Linked DNA regions of Homo sapiens: all the other regions are linked to region 3. The links are chromatin loops, found by intact Hi-C in ENCODE. Cell type or tissue: IMR-90. All regions are shown on one strand.

Region 1 (4,000 bases), 140 kb after region 3:
GGCAAGAGTCCACCTACCCACCTCCTCCTCTTGTACTGCTTAATGGAAAGAACATGGGCTTTGGAAACAGAGACCCGTTTCTAAGCCCCTCCAGGATTCATCTCTAAAACTGGGGGTACGGGGGAGGGCTATCTATCAGGGGTGTTGTAAACATTAGCAATGCTGTGCCTAGATCACCTAAACTTAGCATTCAATAACTCTTAGTAATTATTATGGTTTTAAGTACAATACAAATTTTTATTTAAAACTAAATTCTTTAGTATCATAAGCATAGCATTCGAGTTAAAAAACAAACTGCAATCTCAGTCTGCAAACAAGTCCAGAAAAGATTTATTTAAAAAGTCTGAAATTCAGCATTCCACCTCTGTAGTGGTTGGGCACCATATTTTGTACCAAGCACAGCTCATAAATATTCTATCACGGAGGTTGACACACAGGAATGCACCGCAAGATACAAATGCTGCAGTTTGTTCTTCTAGAAGTCTCTTTTAAATGCCTTGCCTGTTGTGCAGAGGGCTCAGGAGTGTCCTGGACTCACAGTCTCAAAGCTCCAGAGATGAACGTGTGGGTTTGTTTGGCTCTCTCCCCTTTCAGCCCTTGCAAATGGAGGCATGAACTAGAAGCAGCACTGTCTTTGTGCCCCCAAGAAAGCCCCACCCTGATTTTCACTAATCAATCACTGAGGCTGTTGATCTTTAGCACTGCTTTCTTTAATGTGTTTGTTATCTGTGAGGCTGGATGGGGCATTAGAATTTTCATCCTTCTGTTAGACGTCATATCTGCCCCGTTTATCCCATTATCATGGGATATTAATTACTTGAAAGATTGTGTTTCTTCTATTTCCTGGCCCACTGGGGTCTTTAGGGTTGGGGACACTGGGGAGCCCATGGATGCTAGCTGCTAGGCTGCTGTGGCTGTGCCGGCCATGGGACAGCATGGGGCAGCAAGTGTGGACAGTGATGCAGGGCCCTCCCTTTCTTTGTGCTGTACTGAAGCAATGGCTGTTGAGAATCTGCAGCTGGGAGGATTTCACTGACAGTTGCTGGGACAAACATTTATTGACCTCCTTCAGGAAGGTCAATTCCTGGCACAGGCTCCCCTTCTTCTACGCCTTTTACCCATGCTATCTCTTCAGCCTTGGAATATCCATCTCCTTTTCTGTGCTTATTAAAATCCTACTTATCGTTTAAAATCCAAGTCGGATGCTGTCACCTCCTTGTAGATGGAGGGTCCCTCCTTGTGCTCCTTTGGGCACCATATGCTTCTTGAGTGTGGAAGCACCCATATTGTATGCAGCTTCAAAATAAGGGTCTAGTCTGTGCCTGAGCTGTAGAGACTTCTTTGTCTGGAGTCTTCCCCTTCTACCAAATCCCCTTCCACTGGGTTTTTTTTTAGTCTTTAGCTCTAAACTGAGCAATGATTTAATCCAGGAGGCCTTTCTTGATGCCAGACAAATGAGACCACTCTCCTCTGTGCTACCTCATCAGAGCACTTCTCATCATTTTCACCAATTGTCTGTTCAATTGTCTTTCCTCCCTGCTGGAAAGTCAGCTATGGGGAAGACAGAAAGCCTGCTTGTTTTGTTTACTGCTGTATTCTTAGTACCTAATCTCCCTCCAGGCCTGTAGTAAGTGCTCAGTAAATACTGAATGAATGAATGAATGAATGAGAGCATCTGGATTCAGGTCTCAGTGCTGCCCCTTATTATCTGTGTGACCTCAGAAAAGTCAATCTCCTAGATCCCTCCCAGCTCTGACATTCTGCTATTAATATTTTGCTACCTCTTTTACCCGGTATCTACAGCTCATGTCCTGGCCCACCCAGCATGAGTCATGCCTCAAGAACCTCAGGCACTCGCTCACTCCAAGGATTTTCCATTCTTTGGAGAACCTTTCACTCTTCAAATATTGTCTTTCTGATGTGGTCCTTGGCAGCGTCATAGATCTCTCCAGCTCACGCAGGTCGGGTCCCTTGATGGGATCAGGCTAGGTCAGCGTAGATGCCTTATCTACTCACTCTGTTCCTGGAAGTCTGGGCTTTGTGCATTCCCATAAAGGGCCCCAGAAGAGGGTGGGATCTGAGCCCGTGATGGACCATGCTGTATGTTGGTGCAGCCCAAGGGGAGGGAAAGCTGTGACTCAGTGTTTGTAAAATGTTAGCTTGTGGAGTGAGTAAGACCAGACCAAGGCTGACTGTTTTGGGAAGTGGTGAGTTGGGTTAATTGAAATTGGAGCCCAAAAGCCAAGGTCAATTCCTGCCATGGTGGCTCTCACTTCCTAGCTGTGCCCTATTACCATGTAATTTAATCTCTCCAAACCCCAGTTTCTTTATCTGTGAAATGGCTACATTAACACCCAGCCTACTCACCCCCTAGCAAGATTTAGAAGTGCTGGAGGGCACATATTTTCATATGGGTGCATATTGAATACATACTATATGACACAAACTTCATATCTGTTATTTAATCGAATTCTCAGAACAGCCCTGCATGGTTGACAGTTCAGATAAGATTCTGGCCTCAGCTCTGGGTTTCAATACAGCAATGTTTCCCCAGTTGTGTGTTGGATCACACCTTTCCGCTGGGCACGCTCTTTCCCACCCGAGGTTAGGAAATATAGGTTTTTGTGGTCAAACATGTTTGTTTAATCCTACATTGGGACCCACTGGTGTACAGTAATTAGGATTTAAAGGGAAAAGATCTAGCCACCCCAGAACTCTCAGTCTTATGCTCAGCAGCCTGGAGTTGGGCTCCCCAGTGTTTCAGTTGTTAGGCAGGGCAGCCATCCCCTGCAGACAGGGCTCCGTCTGTGATGCCTGGGAAGGGGCATCACCAGTTGGGGTCTTTGACTCAACTTCAGTGTCATGAAGGATTTCTGCATTTACATTTTGTTTTGAAATTGTGCGGGAGGCGGGTGGGATCTGGCAAGATGGCCGAATAAGAACAGTTCCGGTCTGCAGCTCCCAGTGAGAACAACATAGAAGGCAGGAAATGTCTGCATTTCCAAGTGAGGTACCCAGCTCATCTCACTGTGACTGGTTAGACAGTGGGTGCAGCCCATGGAGGGCGAGCCAAAGCAGGGTGGGGCATCGCCTCACATGGGAAGTGCAAGGGGTCAGGGAATTCCCTCCCCTAGCCAAGGGAAGCTGTGAGGGACTGTGCCATGAGAGATGGTGCTATCCGGCCCAGATACTACACTTTTCCCACAGTTTTTGCAACCCACAGACCAGGAGATTCCCTCGGGTGCCTACACCACCAGGGCCCTGGGTTTCAAGCACAAAACTGGGCAGCCAATTGGGCAGACACTGAGCTAGCCGCAGGAGATTTTTTTTTCATAGCCCAGTGGCACCTGGAATCCCAGCGAGACAGAACCGTTCACTCCCTTGGAAAGGGGGCTGAAGCCAGGGAACCAAGCGGTCATGCTCAGGGGGTTCCACCCCCATGGAGCCCAGCAAGCTAAGATCCACTGGCTTGAAATTCTCACTGCCAGCACGGCAGTCTGAAGTTGACCTGTGACACTAGAGCTTGGTGGGGGTAGAGGCGTCTGCCATCACTGAGGCTTGAGTAGTCAGTTTTCCCCTCACAGTGTAAACAAAGACACTGGGAAGTTTGGACTGGGTGGAGCCCACTGCAGTACTGCCAAACTGCTGTAGCCAGACTGCCTCTCTAGATTCCTCCTCTCTGGGCAGGGCATCTCTGAAAGAAAGGCAGCAGCCCTAGTCAGAGACTTATAGATAAAACTCCCATCTCCCTGGGACAGAGCACCTAGGGGAAGGGGTGGCTGTGGGCGCAGCCTTAGCAGGCTTCATCGTTCCTGCCTGTTGGCTCTGAAGAGAGCAGCAGATCTCCCAGCACAGTGCTTGAACTCTGCTAAGGGACAGACTTCCCCCTCAAGTGGGTCCCTGACCCCTGTGCCTCCTGACTGGGAGACACCTCCCAGCAGGGATTGACAGACACCTCATACAGGAGAGCTCTGGCTGGCATCTGGTGGGTGCCCCTCTG
Region 2 (4,000 bases), 1.3 Mb after region 3:
CCAAACTGTTATATTCATATTCCACCTCTGGTTTTTACTAAACAAAAATTGCTAGCTTGCTGCTATAAGTGTTGGATTTGATATCACGAGTGCTTCCAGAGGACTGAATGGAAACATCTACCGTAATACTCCTGAGAAAAGGCAGGAAGGGGCAGGGGATTAGCAGAAGGGTTTCTGCTGTTTGACCTGAGGCAAGCTGAATAACCTCCCTGAACCTCAGTTTCCTCAACTTTTAAATGGGGCTGACATTTTCTGTAGTTGTGAGGAGGGTTTAAAAGTATAAAATGAAATAATACATTTGAAAATGCTTGGTACACAATAGGCAATCAATAAATATTAGTTGAATGTTAATTTTGTTTTTTCTTTGAGATAGAGTCTTGCTCTGCCACCCGGGCTGGAGTGCAGTGGCGCGATCTCAGCTCACTGCAGCCCTCCTGAGTTCAAGCGATTCTCGTGCCACAGCTGGGATTACAGGCATGGCCACCAAGCCTGGCTAATTTTTGTATTTTTAGTACAGACGGGGTTTCACCATGTTGGCCAGGCTAGTCTTGAACTCCTGTCCTCAAATGGTCCGCCCACCTTGGCCTCCCAAAGTGCTGGGATTATAGGCGTGAACCACTGCGTCTGGCAAGTTGAATGTTAATATTTTCAATGAACACTTTATTTCTACAAAATACCTCATTTAAATACAGCTATTTAAAAAGCATTTATCAAGTACCACCTTGAATATAACCATTTAATTGTAGTCATCCTTCCCTGAATAAAATAACATCTTCAGCCTCTCAACTCCTGTCTTTTTAAAATATGCAATTTCTTGAGGTTTCAGAAAGTATTAATTCAAAATACTTATTTTCTTGAACGATTTACTTATATGTTGTTTTCTTCAGGATTGTTTGTGAAATCTAAGAAAAGCCATTTGCTTAAGCTAATAATCTTGTGAGAGTACAAGTGAAAGTACTTTCATTTTAAAAGCACTTTCACATCTATTATCTTATTTTTATCTTTACAACTCACTGAAGTAGGTGGAGTTGCTATCATTAGTCCCATTTTACAGATGAGAAAACTGAGGCAAGCTCACTTAACTGGATAGAACTGGTTTTCCCCATAGGTAAAATGAAAATGATTCTAACATTAGCTCATGCAGGGTGAAGTGTATAATGCTTTACAGTTTATAATATTTATAATACAGTTATACCCCTTACAGTTTATAATGCTATTTACATTCACTGATCTTGTTTCCGAATAGGTAAGGCAGAGATTATTATCCTTGTTTTAGAATAAGGAAATTGAATCTTGGAAAGATAGGAGATTTGATTAAAGTTGGTGGTGAGGAGATTCCTGAAGAGCCACTGGAATCCAGGTCTCTTAATTTCTAAACTAAGGTTTTTTTCTTTACCCCACAAGGTCTCACACTCAAAGGTGCTCAGAAATTTCTGCTGTTCAACAGTGAATTCACAGAGTAACTTAGAGGGACTGAAGAATTAGCTTCATGTCTTTAGTAAAGAGACAGAGGGGAAGTTGTATTTTGTTTGTAATTTCTTACAGGCTTGGAAGGGAACAACATTGTTGCACCTTGTGTCTCTGAAACACATTTGGCTTCATAATTTGTCAAGCAGTTTTTTTGTTACAAAAAGGGAGCTTTAAGAACACAAAATCGTAGTGGTACTGGAAAGCAGTCTTGGATTCATGTCAACATTTTTACCCTTTTACAAGTAGTAATCTTTTCTTAGCTAGAAATTAGAGCAGTTAAGAGCTAATCTTATGGTAATTCAAACAGTTAATGTTGTTCATTAAAAAAAAAATTAGAACGGATGGAGGAACTTGCAAATAAAGATGCTTCAGAGAATTTCCAAAACTGGTCAACTAGAGCTTGGCTGATAACTTAAAAGGAGAGTGATGCTGCCATCTTGTGTCATTATAGGAAAGTGCCATGGCTCCCAAAGTGAAAATGGCAGTAATTGGGGGATGGGGAATGATTGAAATGGGAATTAAGAACTTTTATAGCAAACATAAAATAATAGCCAACAGCGATTCGATTTTGACTATCCTAATATTGGTTATTCATTCAATAGAAATTTATTGAGCATCTGCTATGTACCAAACACTCTTCTATAAGCTAGGGATATGGCAATGAATAAAACAAAAATTCCTGTCCTCATTGAACCTTTAGGCTTTAATTATTCGATACGTGTTAACTCCTTTAATATTCCAAGCATCCCTGTAAGGAAGGTTTTTTCATTTTACAGATGAGGCTACTGGGGCACAGGAAAGTTAAGTAACTTTAACTGCCAGGTGATAGAGCCTGGATTTGAACCCAGGCAGTCTGAGATAGGAGCCATCAAGTCTTTATTACTATTACTTTTAAATGATTATTTTTCTGGTGAATATTTAGAATTAGCCAGCTGGACTCAGCTTAGATGATCCCAGTTTTGTTGGCCACATCCGAAACGTAAATCAGGAGGCAATTGAACATATGTGTTCTCTCCACCAGGCCTGATCAGGGTGTTGACCTTGGCCACATCAGGGTCATAGAGCTCCTTCATAGCCTGTTTGATCTGGTGCTTGTTTGTTGGCCTTGATATCCACAATGAACCCAAGTGTATAATTGTTTCCTTTTTCGTTTTTGCACATTACTTCCTTTATAGTTTATCATGAAGACTTTCAAATATACAGAAAAGTTGAAAATAATTTACCATGAGCATTTATATGCCCACTCCCTAGAATCCACCATTAATACTTTATTCTACTTGTTTTATCACATATCTATCATTCTGTTATCCATCAATCCATCTCGATTGTCATGTTGTTTTCTATCTTCTTCATAGCAGACTCAGTGGTCAGTGGAACTGATGAGGCAGAGTGAGTAAGCTTGTTTCTCCTGGGGGTGCTCATCCAAGGATATTTGGGCTGCTTCCACAACCACAGTGCCTTGGGCCACCAGAAAGAGGGTGCCATATGGATCTTTTTTTTTTTGTGGCCAAAGCCTTTGTTTTGGCATCAGCTTCGGTGGGGGCAGGAGCTTCCTTCTTCATCTTCAGCGCCATCTTGTGAAAAGGCTAAGATGTTAATAATTAATCTGTAATGAATAAACTTTGTCTGTGTAAGGCAGCAGCCCCCAACCTTTTTGGCATCAGGGACTGGTTTTTTGGAAGGTAATTTTTCCGTGGACCGGGGAGGGGAGTGGGGGGATGGTTTCAGGATAATTCAAGCACATTACATTTATTGTGCACTTTATTTCTATTATTATTACATTGTAATATATAATGAAATAATTATACAGCTCACCATAATGTAGAATCAGTGGGACCCCTGAGTTTGTTTTCCTGTGACTAGATGGTCCCATTTGGGAGTGATGGGAGACAGTGACAGATCATCAGGCATTAGATTCTCCTCCTTGCAAGCGCAGTTCACAGTAGGGTTTGTGCTCTTATGAGGATCTGATGCCATCGATGATCTGACAGGAGGCAGAGCTCAGGCAGTAATGCGAGCTATGGGGAGCAGCTGTAAATACAGATGAAGCTTTGTTCGCTGGCTGGTGGCTCACCTCCTGCTATGCAGCCCAGTTCCTAACAGGCCACGCACCACTACTGATCTGTGGCCTGGGGGTTGGGGAAGCCTAGTCTAAGGCACACAGGAGAAAGATTAGTGGTTTCTGAAGTGGTACTTTAATTGTGTGCATCTGGGAGAAAAGAGCAGAAGGTTGTTTGTGTGCATGATGTGCACATATATATATAAACATTTATGCATTTATTCACCGAATTCAAATATATGTATATATATACACTCACTGTATACATATGTGTATATTTATTCAATATATATGTGTATTTACTTGCTCATTTAATCATTCATCAAATTTCATGATCACCTTTTCTATGCTAGGATTTATGCTAGGTGCTGGAGATAATCAAATTAATGCTTATGGCTTCTTTCTTCAAATGACTAATTTTTAGAAAAACATGTGAACAGGGCCAGGTGTGGTGGCTCACACCTGTAATCC
Region 3 (4,000 bases):
AGTAGGTTCAGTGTATTTTAGTAAATGTTATGATGAAGGGAAGCTTGGGAATTTGGGGAGCACATCAAAGCCTAATGGATCTGCTTCATGAAGTTATGGGTATATAATGCTAAACAATATGTCCCAATGATTAAGCATGTGGATCTCAGACTTGGATTTGAATCCTCTTCTGCCTCTTAATAATCATTTTTCCTCGGACAAGACACTAACCTTCTCTAAGTCTCAGTTTTCTCATCTATACAATGGGGTTAAAAATCCCTGCCTTGTGCAATCAGTATGAAGTCATCTGAGATCATGTATGCCAAGCAATTAGCACAAGACAGGTATCAGGGCTCTGTTAGTGGGAATGGGTACGGGTTTTTACAACGTCACCTGGCCCACCATGGGAATGTCTGCTGCTACAGAACACCCAGGAAGCAGAAGGTGGAGAGGGAAGTAGACAAGAATATCCAGGAACCTTCCAGAAGGAGCCTATGGGCACAGCACACTGTGGCCATGGTAGACCCCATCAAGCTTGTGATTGCAGAAAAGCTGCATGTGTGGAGCATCAGTTTCAGAGGATTTGGACCCTTTTCCCAGCTCCGCATAGACTCATTCAATGAACTTGGACTTCCTGGGTCTCCATTTCCCTAAGTGAAAAATGCAAAGGGAATTTTCAAGGTAAATTGGATTCCTACCTCTCTCTCTCTCTCATGCATGGAGAATTAGATTAAGAAGAATTCAGAAGCTTTGTCCACATTCAATAGAATGGAGCATTCAGATGACTCTGGGGTTGGCAGTGAGTTGCAAGGGAACAGTAGCCATGGACTTCACATCTCTGGCTCATCAGTTGGCCCCTAACGCTTGCCGTGTGCTTATTTTGTATCAGATACCACGTTAAGTGCCTTACGTGAGTCACCTCATTTAACTCTCTTAGTAGCCCTATAAGGCAGGAACTATTATTATTCTAATTTTACAAATGAGGAATCTGTCACGGAGAGGTTAAGTAATTTGCCTTATGTCCCATAGTTGTTAGTTGTGGCCAATGTCTTTTCCAGCTCTTATAGTCTACCTAGATTGGAAGCTCTCTTTGAGGAGGAGCCTTATCATATTTATTTTTGAGTCCCCAAGGCCTAGAAGGCTTTCAGACTGTGTTTACTGCTTTGCTGAAGTCAGTGGTTTTAACTGTAAATCAAAGGTCCAAAACATAGAATCACTTGGTGAGCTTAGAAAGTGGCTCACGCAGACCAGGTGCAGTGGCTCATGCCTGTATTCCCAGCACTTTGGGAGGCCGAGGCAGTTGGATCACCTGAGGTCAGGAGTTCAAGACCAGCCTGGCCAACATGGTGAAACCCCATCTCTACTAAAAATACAAAATTAGCTGGGCGTGGTGGCAGGTGCCTGTAATCCCAGCTACTTGGGAGGTTGAGGCAGGAGAATCACTTGAACCTGGGAGGTGGAGGTTACAGTGAGCTGAGACCATGCCATTGCATGCCAACCTGGGTAACAAGAGTGAAACTCCATCTCAAAAAAAAAAAAAAAATGCAGTTCGCACGCCTGGGCTAGTCTCAGATCAGTTGTATCCCACGCTTTGTGTGTCTAATGGAGAACCATGGAGCTAAATATTCTGATTATTATTATTATTTTTTGAGACAGAACTTTGCTTTGTTGCCCAGGCTGGAGTGCAGTGGTGCAATCATAGCTCACTGCAGCCTCAAACTCTTGTGCTCAAGAGATCCTCCCACCTCAACCTCCCAAGTAGCTGGGACTACAGGCATGCACCATCATTTCCAGCTAATTTTTTGTTTTTAATTTTTAGAGACGGAGTCTTGCTATGTTGCCCAGGCTGGTCTCAAGCTCCTGGCCTCAAATGATCCTCCAACCTTGGCCTCCCAAAGGAGTGTTACAAGCGTGAACACCTGGACAATATTCTGATCCTTTACCAACTGCTAGCCCTTCTCCCCTCTTTCTGCTTCTTGGCACTGGGGGGTGCTGTTGGATAGTTTAAAAAGTAGTATTTCTTCCACTCCTGGTTTTTTTTTTTTTTTTTTTTTAAATTTGTCTTGTGTATTTCGTCTCAAAAACTTGGTGGAGAGTTGATGAAATGGACAACAGCCTGAACTAGCCTTCCTGTGGCTCTCTTCAGAATGTTAACCATTGGCGTTTAGGCAGGCAGATATAGAAAGTTTCTGGTGACTCTGCAGTTTAATTCCTTTTTCAGCCTTCCTCCAGGAGCAGTTTATCTTTGTTCAGGAGGACGATGTTTATAAGGAATTATGTGAGGTGTGGCAGGCTAAATAATGAACCTCCAAAGATGTTCATGTCCTAACCCCCACAAACCTGTGAATCTGTCACCTCACTTTGCAGGAGGGACCTTGCAGATGTGATTAAGGTAAGGATCTTGAGATAGGAAGATTATCCTGGTGGACCCTATGTAATCACAAGGGTGCTTAAATACTGGAAGGGGAAGGCAGAAGGTTAGGGTAAGAGAAGGAGAGTTGAGAATAAACGGAAGAGTCAGAGTCAGAGAGTTGTGAAAATGCCCCACTGCTGGCTTTGAAGATGGAAGAAGGGGCTGCCAGTCATGGAATTAAGGCAGCCTGTAGAGCTGGAAGTGGGTTTTCCTCTAGAACTTCCAAAAGGAAGGAGGCTCTGCTGATGCCTCAATTTTAGCCCAGTGAAACCCATTTTGGACTTCTGACCTACAGAATAGTAATATAGTAAATTCGCATTGTTTTAAGAGACTATGTGGTAATTTTAATTTTCATCTTTACAAAGATCCCCAAAATTACAAGAATAAAATTGTTACCCTCGATTTAACAAATGAGGAAAGAAAGACCTAGATTTTGAGTTACTTTCTCGGTGGCACTGAAAACTCAAGGCAGGGTGGTGACAAGGCCCCAGGTTTCCTGATTTCTGCTTTGTTCTCTTCACTAGGGCATAGAGGGCAACATGTCATAACAGGCAGAACTCCTTGGAAGTTGTCTAGCTCAGGGATGGTAAACAGGTTTTATTTGCTTCATGTGCCAACTCTGGACTATTGGTGGCACTGTACTGTGTCCTGCTTACCGGAAAAGGGTGCTGTGATTGATTAGCAATGTCTGCATGGGCTTTGGATGGGTAAGTCTCCCATGGCAACATGTGTGTCATGCATTTGCTGTACCTCAACTAATCCAACCCTCTCATTTAACCAACTAAGAATGGAATCCCAGAGAGGGGAATTGACTTATTCAAAATTATACAATGAACTAGAGACAGAGCTGGGATAATGGTTTTTCTCACTTACTGTCCAGCTCCCAGGGTCACCAATCAGATTTAAAGATTCCAACTTCCTTTTTCTTACCTTAGCAGGACTTCCATTGCTTAAATGGAAACCATTGAGGCAGCCTGGAACATTTATAACCATAGCCTTTCATCTCATCTATGATGCTGTGTAGTATTAAACAAGTTGACTGGTTTTTCTTTGTGCTTACAGATTAATCTGTTTCCACTAGATGTCTTCCCCTATCTCAAGGAGACTGGACAGTTCAAGCATTGTGAAGTTCCCTAACTAGATGTTGCCTAGGAAATGGCCGCCGAGAAAGTTGCAATGAAACACCTTGGCATTGAATGTATAGAGACCTTGACAGGCTGCTTGAGTTGGTAAATTGAGGTCTCTGTGTGTTTCCCTGAGAGGAAAAAAGAATGGCTAGATTTGCACTTTGCAAGAAATAAAAGAAGCGATCCTTTTACCTATGAGGTTATAAAACCCTGGCTTGATTTTGACATATGACTGGGCATTTCATATGGGCTTTTGGCCCTTTGTGGATGAGGCTGGGTTGCTCCCAGGTAATCATAAGCTCCGGGCCTTTTGGATTTGACGGAGGGCAGTGACTTAGGGTTGACACAAATTATTCCACTTGGCTCTTCAAGCCAACTGTAGCCTCCTTAGGCCCTAGGATGTATGAACGGTTTGTAAACTGTAAAGTGCCTTGCAAATGAGAAGTAGAACTCCCATTGTCTTAGCAACAACATAAATTAC
Region 4 (4,000 bases), 1.5 Mb after region 3:
TGTACCAGTAATTCTCTTTCATGAGTGAGGGACCCAGGGCTCAGGATGACGGACACACTTGCCCCAGGCCACACAGTTAACAAGGAGCAGAACCCGGTCTAGAGCCACAAGCCACAAAAGAGCAATGCACAGCCGGCTTCCTAGCACCAAGCACTGCTCTCTGACCAGGAGGCCCGCTAATCACTGCAGAGGCCAGATACAGTCCACAAGGGCAAGTAAACACAGAGAGAAGCCAGCGGGCGCTTCAACGGAGGATCTGGGAATAGGTCAGGAGTCCAGCTGGCTGGGTAGAGCTAGGCCACATGCTGTCATTCCTCAGCACCTCCTGTCCCCTCACACTCCAGGTGGCACAGGACATGGCACACTCCTCTTCCCTCCCACCCGCCCTGAGCAAAGCCAGTGTGAGCAGAAATGCACTGGCTGACACCTGACATGTTTATTCCTGCCCAGGAGGCAGCACACACAAGCAGTTTTTCCCCAGGGCTCTCAAGTGGGAGGAACTTGTCCTGCAAGAAAAGACACACAGAAAGCCAGCAACAAAACTGAGACAGCCTTACCCCTTCCATTGCTTTCCTCCAAGGCAGAGTCAGGGAAACAAGCCCAGCCTCTCAGAGCTGGGTCCTGGGGCCAACAATCCGCTTTCCTCTGTCTCTGCTAGCCAGGGAGCAATCACTTCCCACAGGACACACCTGAGCCCAGGCTCCCCACCTGCCCCATCTGGGCCGAGGCTCCTCCCTTGCCTGGGGCTGGGCCAGGGCCGGCCGCCATCCTCCCAGCTTGGCTTAGACCAGCACCTGCAGGGGACTGGGGAGAGTACTCCACCTGCAGTCCTGCCAAGCCCACCTCTTCTCAGCAAGCGGCTCTTCCCGTTGCTCCCCTCCGGCTGGTCTGACAGTCACTCACTCTCCAGGGCATTTGTGCCCAGGCAGCAGGAGCTGTGAAGGAATGGGGATGGCAGGCTCCTGTTAGTACAGACCATGCAGGCTGGACAGTGTGATCCCCGTTAGTAACAACCTCTGCCAGCTCCGCCCCTGCAGACGGCTACTTAATTTCACAAACCCTTTCTCACGGTCAGGGAAACCAAAGCCCAGCAGGACAGCATGCCTAAGCCCACAGGGGGATTTAGTGGAGGCCAGAAAAGGAGTTAACATAAAGGAGCACCCTGTTTTTGGCCTGGTGTTTATTGAGGCATTTGGATTCCCATTTTAAAAGGTGAAGAATGGCCGGGTGCAGTGGCTCACACCTGCAATCCCAGCACTTTGGGAGGTCGAGGTGTGTGGATCACTTGAGGTCAGGAGTTTGAGACCAGCGTGGCCAACATGGTGAAACCCTGTCTCTACCAAAAATATAAAAAAAATTAGCCAGGTGTGGTAGTGGGTGCCTGTAATCCCAGCTACTTGGGAGGCTGAGGCAGGAGAATTGCTTGTACCTGGGAGGCAGACGTTGCAGTGAGCCGAGATCATGCCACTGCACTCCAGGGGGACAGAGTGAGACTCCGTCTCAAAAAAAAAAAAAAAAGTGAGGAAACTGAGTCTCAGAGAGATGGTAACACCTGCCCATGGTCACATAGGTAGTAACTAGAAGAGCCAGGGTTGGAACCCAGATCTGGCTGACTCTAAAGTGATTTTATTTTGCTGGGGTTATTTTTGTTTGTTTGTTTTTCTGACAGAGCTGGAGATGGAAACCCAAACCTCAGTTGCCAGTTTTGGGGCTTTCAGCTCTCCCGGGGTTGGGGATGGGCAGAGTGGGTGGCCTGCGCCCTGCTTTATGTGTAACCGGTGTGACTTTTCTTGCTTTGTCAAGTTCTTAGAAATCTTCTCCTGTCCTGACCAGGGAGAGGCGGGGTGGAGCACAGGTGAGGAGACCCCGCCTGAGGGCCATTTCCTCTAACAGGTGATTCCCAAACCTGGCTGATCACCAGAGCTGCCTGGGAATCTATCAAAAATACAGGATTCAAGTCCCAGACAAAACACTGCATCAATGCTTCTGGCCCAGGGACTGGCAGTTTGGGTTTTATAAAAGCCTTTGAGGTCTATGTATTTTAAACTTTATTAATGAATGACTCACAGTAAGATGTACCTTTTACATCCTTCCTCAACACACATACACATCAGCTAAAAGAAAAACTCCCCAAAGCAGTACTCACTCTTACCTTGTGTAATCGTGCTGATATTTTCCATTCTGTTCTGAGCCATGACATGCCATTGAATTAAATAAATGGTAGCACTTTCTTGACTTCATGACTCTCTGTTTGGCCAACACTGCTGTGTAGACTCTGCTCCCAGTCAGTTGGGGGGCCTATTTCTGAAGCTAAAGGGGACCCAGGCCAAAAGTCATCTGTAACTTTCCCTTAGCACTCTGGTTCATGCTCCTATGTGTATAAGTTTGTAAATAAAACAGTGGAGGAAGCTCTCGGGAGAACTTGGAGCCCTCCCCGCAGTCCCAACTGATAATTGGGCTGTCAAATTCCCTTTGCTCCTAGTGCAAGGGCTCCCCCTAGTGGCCTCAGGCCAGCCTACACTGGCAGAGTGGGTGGAGCAGGGCAGCAGGACTCTCATCTCCGCCTTCCTGGGAGGTCTGCGCATTTTGCTTTGGTTTCTGGCTAGTTACAGTGCTAGGTCCTAGGCACTAATCATTGGTAGCTGTTAGGGGTGGGTACTGTTTTGCCAGTCGGCTTAAGAGCTATGACTCTTGGAATGGCAGAGGATCCCTTGCTGTATGTCTTACGATCCTCTAGGTGCTAAACTCAGTTTCCCCACTAGCTGCTGGTCTTGGGAAAGTCAACTCTGAGATGTATGTTTCTCATCTGTAAAAGTAAACAAGAGTCTGGCAGCGTTGGCTTAAGGACAAATGGCCATGGGAAAATCTCCTGATAGGGTTGCTTAGCAATGAGTAAACACCAGTAATGTCAGTTCCTCTCTTTCTTTCCCCTCTCCTCCTCAATGGTTGGTGGCTGTGTCATTGTCAAAGTGCCCATGTAGCACTTGGATATACAAATGAAGTAGCATCATTTTATTTCCCTGTAATAATCCCAGTTTTCTCATGGGCCCCCATCCCATAAGTGGCAGATCCTTGTATTCATTTGCTATAAGGAGAACTCATACATGACTACATGGGAGGGTGAAGGCAGAAGAGGTGGGTACAAATTGCTGACATTGTGGGGAAAGTTTTGGATGGGAAATTTGAAGGTTGACCTAAGTTGCAACAGATATCACTACACCTTATGAATAAATATTTCAATTCAGTAAAGATGTATGAAATCCTGCTATATCCAAGGTGCTTTGGTGACCTCCTGCTAGCTTTAGGCCAGGGCAGATCTTACTGGCCTAAAGCCAGGAAGGTTCACTTAATCATGTATAAAGAAATGACTGACTGAGCACCTACTGCCTGCTGGGATCAGTGCCCCAGACCTTGCGAGCATCATTTTATTTAGTCCTTATTATGATCCTAATTTTCCAGCAGAGGAAACTGAGGCACATACAAGTTAAGTCTCCTCTTCAGGTAACACAACCAGTGGAAGATCAGAGACTTCAATCCAGGAAGGCTGACTTCAGAGACCATGCTCACAGGTGCTCTGTTTGCTTCTATTTAAATCGTAGAGAAATACAGAATCATAAACTCACAGCATTGGAGAGCTTGAAGGGTTCTTTGAAGCAGTTTTTTCCAAACTCAATTTTGAACGTAGTCTGTGAGAAAGCTTAGCAGATACTTAGGCTGAAGTTTGGCTCAAAATCTTCTAGATATTTCTAGTTGTTCAAGCCCCTAGTTCCAGTTTGCTCCTCTGCGTAGCAGGGATGACGTGCCATACTCTCCAAAAAGGGCCCATCCATTCTTCGGGGAACTGAGCAGCAGAAATCAGTATTTCCAGCACATTCTTAATGTTTCCAAACCTTACTTTCAATCTCAGATTCTGCTTGGAGCTCTGCAGTGTCTCCTATTATGTCTCAGTCTTTCCTCTCTCAGCAAACATATTACTTACACTTTGTATCATAAGCAATGG
Region 5 (4,000 bases), 220 kb after region 3:
GTTTCAATATATTTATTTTGTAGAGATGAGGACTCACCATGTTGCCCAGGCTGGCCTCGAACTCCTGGGCTCAAGCTGTCCTCCTGCTTTGGCTTCCCAAAGGGCCGGGATTACAGGTATGAGCCACCATGCTTGGCTCTCATAAGTTTGAAGACTAGAAGTCAAAAATCCAGCTTTTGGCAGGGCTCATTCTCTCTGGGGGTGCTGAAGATGAATCTGCTCCAGGCCTCTTTCCCGATGGTTGCCAGTAATCCCTGATGTCCCTTGGTTTGTAGCTGCATGACTCCAACCTCTGCCTCTGTCTTCACATGGCTTTCTCCTCTGTGTCTGTGTCTCTTATCCTCTTCTTATAAGGTTGCCAATTATATTATGGCCTATCCTAAACAGTATGACCTCATCTTAACTGTTATATCTGCAAACTGTTTGCAAATAAGATCACACTCACAGGTACCGGAGGTTAGAACCTCACATATCTTTTCTTGTGGGAGACAATTCAACCTGTAATAGCACTAAATTCTTAAGAGATGTCTTTCAACTTCATTTTCTTAAACCAAATGCATTTTTTTTTGTCTTTGAAGTGAAGAATACATTTTAGAAGCAGCTCCTCTTCTAAAGTTTTCTATCCTAGTTATTATCACTCTATAAAATTGTTTAAATGGAAGGTTCTACAGGCTGTATGTCTGGTAGAAAAATGTCCTCCAGTTAAAGGTGTGACCTGCTTCAAAGAAATTGAAGAAACTACTGGAATTCCAGCCCAGGAGGAAATAAAAAATTCCTTAATTGAAATACTAAGAGTCTCGGTAGGGTAGGGATCAGCAAATGGTAAGGCTTGTTTTTTGAAGTAACAAAAACAACAAAAAAATCCAAACAAATAAAACGCTGTTTACATTCAGGATATGGCCAACTTTCCATATAAAGAAAGAATTCTTCTAATATATTTGCTTCAATTCACATTTATGTTTTCGAGGATCTTATTATTTAGCAGTATAATAACATCTCACATTCGTACAATGAATGGCAGTTTACTAAGGGGTCATATAATTAATTTGTGCCTTAAAATCATCATGAGAGAGGAAGACCAAAGAGATTCCCATTTTACATATAAGGAAACTGAGGCAGACTAGAGCGCTGAACGAACTTGCCTAAGATCAGAAAGCTGGTTAGCAATGGAGTTGAAAGCACTGGCTCTCTGGCAAAAAGTCATAGATAATTCTGCAGGGCATGCTGGTAGAGGGTGTGGGCTTTTATTTTATTTTTTAATCCTTCATCCATCTTGAATAAGATAGAACAATTTCTAAATAAATAAATCTGAGCCAGGACTTTACTAAGTGTTGGGGATACATAGTTACTGCCCCCAAATCCGCAAATAATTTCACAGGAGTTGATACTCCCACAAGTCTAAGTGTTGAGTAGAGAGATGCTGGGGTGCCAAGGATTCCACAGAGGGGCTGATTTCAACTGCTGAGGGAGAGGGGATGGGTCAACACAGGCTTCACGAGTTCGGGGACCCAAGCTGAGTCTTGCAGGACAAGGAGAGTTAAACCAGGTGAGATGGGAGGTGGAGGTGGGGCTGATGTTTGCATGCAGGGGAAAGTGCATGGGCAAAGGTATGGCAGAATAGCCAGTGATGAGGCAGGACTGATAAGCAGCATGAAAACCTGTGTCTTGGACTTCACTTAGAGGGCCATGGAAGGTATTATAGAAAGTGAGACAGAAGGTTATTTTAAACCATTGACCCAACTAAGGATGATTTGCCTCTTTCTCTCCCCCACCTCTGCTGGGACATTTGGCAACATCTGGAGACATTTTTGGTTGTCACAATGGTGAGGGGGAAGTTGCTACTGGTATCTTGTGGGTAGAGGCCAAGAGCATTGCTATACATTCTCCATTGCACAGGACAGCCTCCTACAACAAAGGAATGATCTGGCCGAAAGTATCAACAGTGCCAAGGTTGAGAAGCCCTGTTTTAAACAAGGGAATGATATGTCTGATTTGTTTTTCTCTTTTGGAGACAAATTATAAATTTTTCTAGGAGCTAGGGAATTGCTAAGTGACTCAGCAGCTTTGTTTATTTTGAACGTTCTTCCTTCTATAATAGACTGAATATATGGTATTTTCATTTTCTGTTTTGTTTTTATTCTTCTGTATTCTCTATAGAGGGTACTTGATGTGATCCTAGTCTAGGTGAATGGCATCCCCTAGAGTTGTGCAGTGCACAAACTGCACAAAGTCCACATGGCAGGCTTGATGGGAACTGTGATCCTTGAGAAGTCATTCAATGAATACCTGGCTGAGTGGAGTGACCTTAATAGAGTAGCCTTTAAAATTAATCACCCAAGTAGTACTTCTTTTTAGTGTCCAGCACAGCCTGGCAGAGGAGTTCAGAATTTGAGGAATGATTGAACAAATGAAGGGATGATTGAGCAGCCCAAAGAATGGGAAAACTAATTGGATACCAGGTGATGCCGAAGGAGAAACTTGCCATTAAAAATCCCAGCAAGGTATCCTACCAAATTTCTGGAGTGCATTGGAGTGGAAACAAACAGCCCTGTGCCAGGGTCCTCTTGGCTGACACTTCAGAATCCTGCCTCGTGAGGGGCCCCTGGAGTAGAGGCTGGGTTTAGACTCTGGAAAATTACTAGGTTTTCTGGTCTCCTGGGTCCTCTGCTGCCTTATCAGTGAAGCTTTGTCAGTATTTCCATCATAAACCCTGGGTGTGGGGCGAAGTGGCCTATAAAATCTGAATCTGGGCCAAAGCTGGCAGGCACAGAGCCTGTTAAGATGCAATTAGTTTGTCTCAGGGAGTCTTCGGTTGGCTTCTTTGCTTAATTGGGAGAGCACAACCAAGAAATACAGAGGTTTGGTGTGCCTTCTGTCTCTAAGGACAGACACAGAAAGGTTTCTGTTGCAGGGAAGAAAATCGGGCCAGTCTCTAACACAGAGCTCTGGGAAGTAGAGGTTTGAAGAGGGTTGCCCACCAGAAGCTAGGAAATACATCTGGACAGGTGCCAAAGGCAGCTCTGTGCCCCAGGTCAGCCCATGCTCCTCTAGATCTTTCCCTATGGTTAACTTACATGATCCTTAAGGTCTACTTTTATACCTAGGTGAGGATGTTCTGGGATGGTCACAGCAAAATAAAATGATTGTTTAAAGCCATGCTTCACATTTAAGCCTCCCTCACTCCATGGTGACATTCATTCATCATTTCATTTATCACCTATTATTACTTCTTTGTTCAGGCTGAACAACAGTAGGGAATTATAAAGGAATCAGACCTGGCCCTAAATACAGGCATTGTCCCTTGCTTGAGTTACACAGTAGTAAAACCACCAACCTCTTGGAGCCTTAGTTTCCTTACTTTTAAAGTTGAGAAGAAAATACCTAATTTATGGCATAGTGATGAAATTTAAATGATACATAATTTGTAAAAAGACCATAACACTATGTCTGGCCCCCCCCAAAAAGTGTTCCTTAAATAGTACTTTATGCCACTAGTAATAGTACTACTACAATAATAACAAGGTAATAAATGCTGTCCTTGGAGTATATACAATGCTGTAAAAACTCAAAGGTATGAGTGTCTGAGGGTGGGTGGAGGTGAGAGAGGAGTCAAGGAAGACTTCATGGAGGAGGTGACATGACCTGAGACCTGAAAAATGGATTATGAGTTTTCCAGGCAGAGAAGAGAACAAAAACCTTTCCTGTTAGCAAGAACAGCCTATGCACAACTATTGAGTGTGCATGGTCAGTGTGGGGGCAAGGGGATGCCTGTTTGCTATCTGCTCACAGGGTACAGGGTGGGAGGAGGTATGGAGTGGGGATGATCTTCTGGCCTCACTGTGAACCTGCACTGATTGAACCAATCCATTCTTCCTCTCCTCCTCCCTCTTCCCTTTCTCATGTCTGCTTTTAGAACATTTTCTTACATGCAGATTCGTTAATGCATAGGTAAGTTTCATGAGGGAAGGAACTTGCCCTGGGTCACATGGTGAGTCCCAGC
Region 6 (4,000 bases), 430 kb after region 3:
ATTTCCTTTTATTCCATGACTTATTTGGGCATACCAGCCTGCATTTAGCCAACAAGTATTCTATTCTGGTAAAGGACTTCAAGTTTAAGGACTGCCTATTGGTTAGTAGGAGCCAGACCAAAGTGGATTCTTGAATGTCAATCAGAAGCATTGAGATCTTTGAATTTTCACCTTCTTATTGCCCATGATACTTATAGTCACAGAGCCGCCTCAATTTGTGTGCATAGCAATCTAGTTTCAGCATGCTGTCACTGAAACTTCTAACCACAGGGATCTTGGGAGACCTCTGCCTGAACTTCTGTGGGTAGAAAAGGAAGATAGAGCTCAGAGAGCAGTTGTTTATGAAGGTCTTATGGCAAACAAATCTGTACTATCAGGATTTCAAGAAGATTTTATATGATTTATTTAAATTCTAAGGGGTGTGCTTGTGTGTGGGCAGTTACTGTGATTGTAGCTGCTACTGCAGCTACTACTATTACTGCTATTACTGTTATTACTCTTATTGATAATGTTAATATTAATGACAATTGAGAAGTATTAATGTAGTGGTTAAGGTGATGGTCTTTGGAGCTGGAATGCCTATTTCAAAGCCAAGCTCAGTTTTCTTATCATGTATTTGGAATGAGGATATTAGCAGTATTTATTTCATGGTATGGTTCTCAGAACTCAGTGTGTTTATATACATGAAGAGCTTAGGAAAGTATTTGGTTAGTCAGCACTATATAAGTTGTCATTCCTGGCATGATGTTTAGTAGTATTATCACTGTGTATAGTCATGACTTATCTTCAATTTTAAGCAATCTTTAATTGATACGGAGAATCTATGAACACTCCAAATGCCTAGGACTGTCCTGTGCATATTGCCGTAGCATAGTGTGAAATTTCCTGAACTTTTCAGGCAAAGAACCATGCCCGAGAGAAATAGAAGAATAAAAAAGTACTCAAGGGCTCATGTTTCTCAAACTTGGAAAGACTTATGTGGGGGAGGAATGGTGGCTTGTCAGTGCTATATACAGAGTTAGAGAATAAAGACAGCATGTTTTTACAGAATATCACATTTACTAGGAAAATGTAAGTAACATAACATTAGGTAATATTGAATCATCCAGAAATATCATAGAATAAAGGTAAAGTTGACATAATTCTTAGATAATCCATTGGTCTTGGAAGGACTCTTATAGAGATCTGTTTCAGGCTTTACCTTTAGGACCTTCAGGAACACTTGATCACTTTTCTGTGCCCTTAAGGGTCCTTTGGGAATAATGTTTGAGAAGCACCAACCAGCTGTACCCTCTGGGGAGTGATAACAGAAGGCAGAGTATGAGCATGGCCTTGAATAGTAAGCAGGAATTCTGCAAGCAACAGGGGTGGGAATGGGCCATAGCTTTCTGAGAACAATGTGCTCAGGGCAGCATTTTTTGAAGATCATGTTGGCAAGTTATAGTGGAGAAAAGGAAATAAAAGGGATTAGAGTCAAGGGGACCAGTTCAGAGGCTTCTGTAGTCATTCAGGAAGTAGGTAAAGGTGTCAACTCATCACAGAAAACTTTTCATGAGGATATAGGGTGCAGGCTGGGAGATATAAGGTAACATAGGAGTGAGGACCATGGGCATTTGGGTCACTTCTTCACATAACTTACTCATGCTTCCAGGGCTTGTTTGAACCCCATCTCCTATACGTCACTTCCATTTGATGGTAGAGTGCTGATGAACACACCCAACTTTATGGCTTGATGGGCCAGACAACAGTCAGTTCATCCTGGGAAGCTCAGGTCACATGGTAACTTGTAGCCCATGGTTAAATGTTCAATATCTACTAAGGCCCAGTAGGGAAAGCCAGATGAGTGGATATGGAGGGGGAGAGAAGGAAAACAAAGTGAGAACAGTGTGTTGGGAGGTAGGAATGACATCAATCCAAAGGTAGAAGTAAGCCAATGTGCCACTGGCCTGAGACAGACAGTGCCATATGGCTGGGGAAGCCTTCAGAGTGTATAATGTTGGGGAAGTAACAAGACATAAATTTGTATTTTCCTTTTTCACATTTTAATTAAAATATGCTGGGTGTGGAATAGATATTAGAGACAGTATTTTAGAAGTTCAGAGAAGAGAGTGATAGCTTTGGACTAGATGTTGTGGAGAGGTGGAATGGGAGAAGGCTTCCAGAGGAGATGGCACTTGGCCTGAGCCTCAAAGACTCAGTAGGACTTGGAGGGAATGAGAGAGCAGTGCAAACAGGGGAAAGGCATTGAGCCTGGAGTCCTTAAAATAATGCAACTTGGCTCCTGACTTTGATTCATGGGGGAGGAATTCACCCAAGGCCATCAGCCAACTGGAAGAGCTCAAAGGTCAAGGACTGTACATTTTTTCATAGCATTTCTCATTTGTTTGAGCTTAAACGAAGCTGAACCCTGCAGGGAAATGAGCACATGTTACGCATCTCTAAAGCCAGGAGGCTTCATGGCCAGGAAACTATGCTGGTCGGATAGTAATGCAAATGACTAATGCACCCTTCTGAGGTCTCATGTGGTTTGAGACCCCAGGAATCTGGGCCAGGCAGGAGACACATAGGCGGTGGCTCCAAACGAGAATGAGGGTGATTACACAAGAGGCAGCTCAGTTTGGTGAAGTGTTGTTCTGGGAATCAGGAGTGAGGTTTGCTCTCCAGTGTCCCTGAACAGGCCAGGTTCCTTCTCTGGTTTCAGTTACCTTGTGAATGTCTGGCTCTGACATACTAGGGGGCTATGGAAGACCTGGCAAATGTTTAGCCGTGTCTGCATCCTAATGGCAGATGTTAAAATCCAACCACATAGCCTTACTTGTTGCTCCCTAAACACCCGCTTTATACATCACTATGCCTTTAAACATTAAGTTCCCTTTACCAGGACCAGGCTCAGGGACAAGTCACTGTGCACATCTTCCTGCTCCCCCTTTAAGATTCAGTTCATTTCTCTTTGACTGGGAAGTTCTGACTCTCACAGACAGAGCTGGTCATTGCTGCCTTGTGCCTCCACAGCACTTGGGAACACAAAATTTGCCACAATTGGGATCTTGCAAAGAAATGTCAAAGGATTATCTCTTGTTTTTCTCCTGTGGGCTTTTCAAATTCAGGGAGGTCTTTGACTTGGGCTTTTCAGATCAGAATTCTCAGCCTCTAACACTGTGCCTGCCTGGAAAAAGGGCAAATCAATGAGACACAATATTCAGAGAAATAAAATTGTTTCTAATGAAGTTGGAGAGACTAATCTGTTACTTGGGTCTGTGTGAGTGGGCAATCTTTTCACCTGCTTGAGAGTTAAAAAAAAAATCATGAAATAGCCTCCCGATTTACTTTTCTTTCCCAGATTTGTACGTTACAGGTGCAATATTAGAAAGATCACAGGGCACAGAGTTAGACAGATGTGGGTTCAAATGCAAGGTTCACCACTCGGCTTGTTATGTTTTGTTAGAAAATCCACTTAACCCTCTGAACCTTTTCTTCATCTATAAAATTCAATAATATTGACTCCAAAAGATTAGTGTGAGGATTAAGTGAAGCAGGATACATAAAACTAGCATCATCAAAGGTTTTAGAAAGTATGTTAAACACCTACTGTGTGCCAGTCTGACACCAATAACCTTTGGGGAATCCTAATTGTGTATCTTGAAAGTCAGGCAAAGTAGAGCTTTGTTCCCACGCAGAGGACTCAGAGGTGAATTTACTTTCTTCCTAATCAGGAAAGAATTGCAGATGGGTGGGCAAGGTTGGGCCAGCTTCAAGCCTGGCAGATAACCAGTTAGGCTTAGCTGTGTCTATCCTGGTGCCAAAAAATGCTCATCCACAGAGCAGGGCTTTATCCTCAGGGAACGAGGGAACAGCTGCCCCCAGCTGTGCTTGCCACATGTTACTTTGCTTTGTTGAGACAAGCACTGCATGTGACCTGCTGCCCAGCAATGTCCCTTCCTCTGAGGCTGGCAGGGGCTCTTTCCAGAGCACCCCTCCTCAAAGGGACAAAACAGTATGA
Region 7 (4,000 bases), 53 kb after region 3:
CATGTTGGCCAGGCTGGTCTCAAAATCCTGACCTCAGGTGATCTGCCCACCTCGGCCTCCCAAAGTGCTGGGATTACAGGTGTGAGCCACCATGCCTGGCATGGCAGCAATTCTTGTTCTTGAGGTTTTCCATATTGTTCGATTTTATTCCGTGTTTGTCTCTGCAGCTGAGTCCTGTAGTTGAAAAAGCACTGGTGCCTGGGATTGAGACCTGGGTTCTCTGGTTCTGTCACTAATTCTCCTTGCAACTAGCAAGTCACCTCCCTTCTCTGGGCTTGTTTACACAGCTATAATTGGAGATAATAAAAATGTTCACCTAGACTCATGGTGAAGATAAAGGGAATTAAAGATGTGAAAGTTTGCTTTAACCAAAAAAAAAACTCTATAGATATATGGTGTTATGTGCATATTATTAATAGGGGTAGGCTAGGGTTATGATGATGAATAAATAAGTCACTCCATGTGACATGCTTAGCAAGGGATAAAGTGCTCAAAAATTAGTTATTATTTTTCTTTTTTATAATTTGACCAAGAGCCAATTTATCCAGAGACACTTTTGGAATGGGTTTAGGTGTAAATCATTTTCCTTAAGAAATCTGAACCCGAGCTGCTGTCCAGAGGCCAGAGTGCCGGGGCTGAGCTCTCACTCCTGCCCTAGCCCCTGCTCAGTTCAGGGGTCTCGTGGAGGGCGGCTGCAGCTTAATGTTTCATACTGTCTCTGCTACTCCACCTCTGTGAGATAGCCACTCTTACTATTTCTGTTCTACAAAACATCTCAGAGAGGGGACACACCTTGTCCAAGGTCACAGAGCCGGCCTTAGTTGTGGCCCAGAGCAACCTGGAGTGGAAGCTGCCAGATTTAATACCACCTCTGTGGAGTGTGAGCAATGGCCCGAGGTCATTGTGTGTAGGGGCCTAGCACTATGGTGGCAGAGGCAGGGGTGTGGCAAGCAGTCCTCTACTCTTGCTACCTTCAAAGGACTCATGTTTTTAAGGAGATGGATGTGTTAACATTTAACTGTGGCAATAAAGTCATCTTTAGAGTCATTTAAATTCCAATTCAATCCCATCTCCAAAATTTACTAGTTGTGTGACTTGAATAATTTAATAACAATAATAATCATAAAAAGCTTCCACTGTTTCATACTTGTCACTAACACCATTCTAAGTGCTATATATTACAGCAGCTCTAATTTTTTTCTGGTAATTTGGCAAGAGAGGTATTATTATTTTCATCTTGCAGAAGGAGCTGAAGCTTAGAGAGCTTACAGTGAATTTCTCTAAGCGTATCAGTCAGGGTCCAGTCAGAAGATAGAAAATGCACACTCATTTGAGTAGGGAAAGTTTAATATAAAGAGCTGCTAACTAGCAACAAGGAAGATTAACTACTGAGGGGTAAGGGTTACTTGAAATAATGCAGGAATAGAGGATTTAGGGAGCAGTACTACCTCTAGGGCTAAGGCAGGGTACCCAAGGAAGGAACACATCTGGAAGATAACACCCTCTCCTCAAGGCTGGGATTCAGACCTCATTGGATGGGTGTGGCTATAGCCCACTGGAGGATGGAGAGGTTTGCTGAAGTGCCACAGTGGGAAACCAGCCTCTGGGGTGCTGACAAAACTCTCCAGGGATTTGTCTTCTGGGAGTGTGACAAGACTTCCTGGGGAGCCACTCATGGAAGTGCTGCTGAAATTTGCTGGGAAGCTACCCTCTGGGATGCCGGTGAAACGTGCTAAGCTATGAGCATAACTGGATGTCCTTTACAAGCTGGTTGCTATTGACAAGGAGCAAGAAGGCAAGCGTGTGGAACCAGGAAGAAAAGTCCCCTTGTAGTTTGCCTGTAGTGCCCTCTACTGACAAAGCTTAATATAATACCAGCCGGTGAAGGAGAAATGTTCATAGGGTCCAGCTCCAGCCTCACAAAACTGGGCAATGAAGAATGAATGTGGCACTGAGAGGCGATACACTGATAACTGGCACAGTAAATATTAGAACCTATGAAAACCCAGGCTTATCTGACACAAAAGCCCAAATTCTTTCTACTATAACACTGCCTGATATGGTTTGGCTGTGACCTCACCCAAATCTCATCTTGAATCTCAATCTCCATAATCCCCACGTGTCAAGGGCGGGACCAGATGGAGGTAATTGGATCATGGGGTGGTTCCCCCATGCTGCTCTTGTGATGGTGAATGAGTCTCATGAGATCTAATGGTTTTATAAGCATCTGGCATTTCCCCTGCCACCCTGTGAAGATGGTGTTGCTTCTTATTTGCCTTCTACCATGATTGTGAGTTTCCTGAGGTCTCCCCAGCAATGTGGAACCGTGAGTCAATTAAACCTCTTTCCTTTATAAATTACTCAGTCTTGGGTATTTCTTCACAACAGTGTGAGAACAGACTAGCACACTGCCTTTTTTTTTTCAGTGTCTATGATTTTATTGGAACATGGCCATGTTTGTTTACATATAGTCCTTGTCTGCTTTCACACTTCTACTGAAGAGATGTGTACTTGTGCCTGAGACCTTATGTCAGAGTGCTTACATTCTGCTCAGCACCCTACAAATCTCAGTGATGGAGTTATAATGCCACAATGTTTTGAGGGCTGTGTGTATCTCTTTACTTCAACATTTTATTTAGTTTAACTGCCAGTTCATATCCAGAACACTGACTTTTTTGACCTTTAGTCTTCCCATCTCTAAACTGGCAACAATAATACTTAACTCATAGGAGGCTGTATGCATCAAATGAGATGACATAAGTGTAGGTTTGGGATATGAGAGAAGTTCATTGAGAGTGGCTTACTGGCCTGCCTTTTTAATAGAACTCTGTAAGAGATTTGAGGCATAATCAAGCCCATTTTTCTAATTTCATAGGAGACAAAACTGAGGTACAGATAGACATGATTTAGCTCAGGTCTCAACACCTACCAATGGTTTTGAGGACAATAATTAGAATCTGGGCCACCTGACATTTATTTCATTTCTTTTCTTAGTCAAACTCTGCAGCTTCAAATTTGAAATCTTAGTTAGCATTGAAGTAGGGAGAGGGTATAGCTCCATGTGAAATTATTTAACAGTGGCTGGCCTTACACTGAGGCCAATACCAAGACTTAAAAAAAATTTACAAGGAGAAAAGGCTATTTTGGCCAGTCCGAAATTTTTTCTTAAAGATCAAGTTAGAGTTTTTATTTTATTACCAAATTCACAACATGTGACAAGTCAAGTTCATTAACAATAATAACATTTTGACATAGAGAGGAATATAAATAAATATTCCATTACCATAAGAGCGTCCTCTTGGACTTCTCATTTCCATCCCCAATTTCCTCCTGTAATTGCGTGGAGACCTGGTAACAATATTCCAGCCTGAGTCATCTGGGAAGGCTACAGTCTCTTTCTCAATTTTTCAAGAGTTTCCACTTGTGGGTTTCTCTTCCAATCTACATATTCTCTTTGGGGGATTGCAAACGTAAGTCTGGTTTTAGCTGTGTCCTCCAAATAATAATTGCCAAACCACTGTCTTTGGGTCAGACCTCTCTGACCACCTTCAGACTTCCCTTTCTAATGCCATCCGGGCATGTCCACATACATTTCTCCAGGCACCTTAACCTAGTAGTCCCTCCCATAATGAGCTCAGCATTTGCTTCCAGATCTGCTGCTCCTGCCTTTTGTCACTTCTTCCTGCACTTTGAGTTTTGATTCTAGATTCTTATCATGGACCACAGGCCCTGCCTAAGTTGGTCTCTGCTACTCTCTCTCATTCATATTGTGCCACTCTTCCTTTTATTCATTTTCTTACTTTTTCATTTACATCTTCAAAAGCCTTTCCTGCCCCAAGGTCTTCAAACAAGATGATTTTTTATTTGTTTGTTTTTGTCTGATATACTTGTCCTCTGACTTTTTGTCTGGTAAATTTCTTCTCATTCATTAGGCCTTCGTTTAAATTTAATGTCTTCAGAGAGACTTTCTCTAACTGCTCCTGCCCGGTTGTAAATTAGA

Evidence for each region. A loop is a pair of places that touch in the nucleus more often than their neighbours do. Peaks named below come from ENCODE experiments on the same cell type or tissue, not always from the same donor. Only the 100,000 strongest peaks of a DNase experiment are listed, where the experiment ranks them.
Region 1: a loop joins it to region 3, with 2.2 times the contacts of the local background. A loop is called at or near these places in 2 of 110 quality-filtered maps.
Region 2: a loop joins it to region 3, with 9 times the contacts of the local background. A loop is called at or near these places in 92 of 110 quality-filtered maps.
Region 4: a loop joins it to region 3, with 14 times the contacts of the local background. A loop is called at or near these places in 39 of 110 quality-filtered maps.
Region 5: it touches region 3 in a loop (7-fold over the local background); 2 of 110 quality-filtered maps call a loop at or near these places.
Region 6: it touches region 3 in a loop (9-fold over the local background); 2 of 110 quality-filtered maps call a loop at or near these places.
Region 7: it touches region 3 in a loop (10-fold over the local background); 36 of 110 quality-filtered maps call a loop at or near these places.

Annotation. Positions count from the first base shown.
Region 1 is chr1:55,427,346-55,431,345 of GRCh38, forward strand. No RefSeq gene overlaps it. Among named protein-coding and RNA genes, the nearest start is that of MIR4422, 200 kb to the left of the region's middle. RefSeq lists an enhancer at 1,347-2,546. In IMR-90, no CTCF peak of the experiment used is centred here; DNase peaks (open chromatin) are centred at 2,006 and 3,576; H3K27ac peaks cover 3,832 bases.
Region 2 is chr1:56,583,199-56,587,198 of GRCh38, forward strand. It overlaps the pseudogene RPL23AP85. Among named protein-coding and RNA genes, the nearest start is that of PLPP3, 5.6 kb to the left of the region's middle. In IMR-90, a CTCF peak has its summit at 1,918 (motif pointing left); a DNase peak (open chromatin) is centred at 1,883.
Region 3 is chr1:55,283,002-55,287,001 of GRCh38, forward strand. No RefSeq gene overlaps it. Among named protein-coding and RNA genes, the nearest start is that of MIR4422, 59 kb to the left of the region's middle. In IMR-90, a CTCF peak has its summit at 1,966 (motif pointing right); a DNase peak (open chromatin) is centred at 1,990; H3K27ac peaks cover 628 bases.
Region 4 is chr1:56,818,725-56,822,724 of GRCh38, forward strand. It overlaps FYB2 (FYN binding protein 2), which reads right to left and starts at 680. Exons shown (of 20, transcript NM_001004303.5): 1 at 558-680. The coding sequence starts at 566. In IMR-90, a CTCF peak has its summit at 2,493 (motif pointing left); a DNase peak (open chromatin) is centred at 2,477.
Region 5 is chr1:55,501,900-55,505,899 of GRCh38, forward strand. No RefSeq gene overlaps it. Among named protein-coding and RNA genes, the nearest start is that of MIR4422, 280 kb to the left of the region's middle. In IMR-90, a CTCF peak has its summit at 2,200; a DNase peak (open chromatin) is centred at 1,972; H3K27ac peaks cover 2,809 bases.
Region 6 is chr1:55,716,589-55,720,588 of GRCh38, forward strand. No RefSeq gene overlaps it. Among named protein-coding and RNA genes, the nearest start is that of LINC01753, 230 kb to the right of the region's middle. RefSeq lists enhancers at 3,371-3,871, 3,872-4,000. In IMR-90, no CTCF peak of the experiment used is centred here; DNase peaks (open chromatin) are centred at 273, 693 and 2,453; H3K27ac peaks cover 3,818 bases.
Region 7 is chr1:55,336,453-55,340,452 of GRCh38, forward strand. No RefSeq gene overlaps it. Among named protein-coding and RNA genes, the nearest start is that of MIR4422, 110 kb to the left of the region's middle. RefSeq lists an enhancer at 1,708-1,797. In IMR-90, a CTCF peak has its summit at 1,851 (motif pointing left); a DNase peak (open chromatin) is centred at 1,829.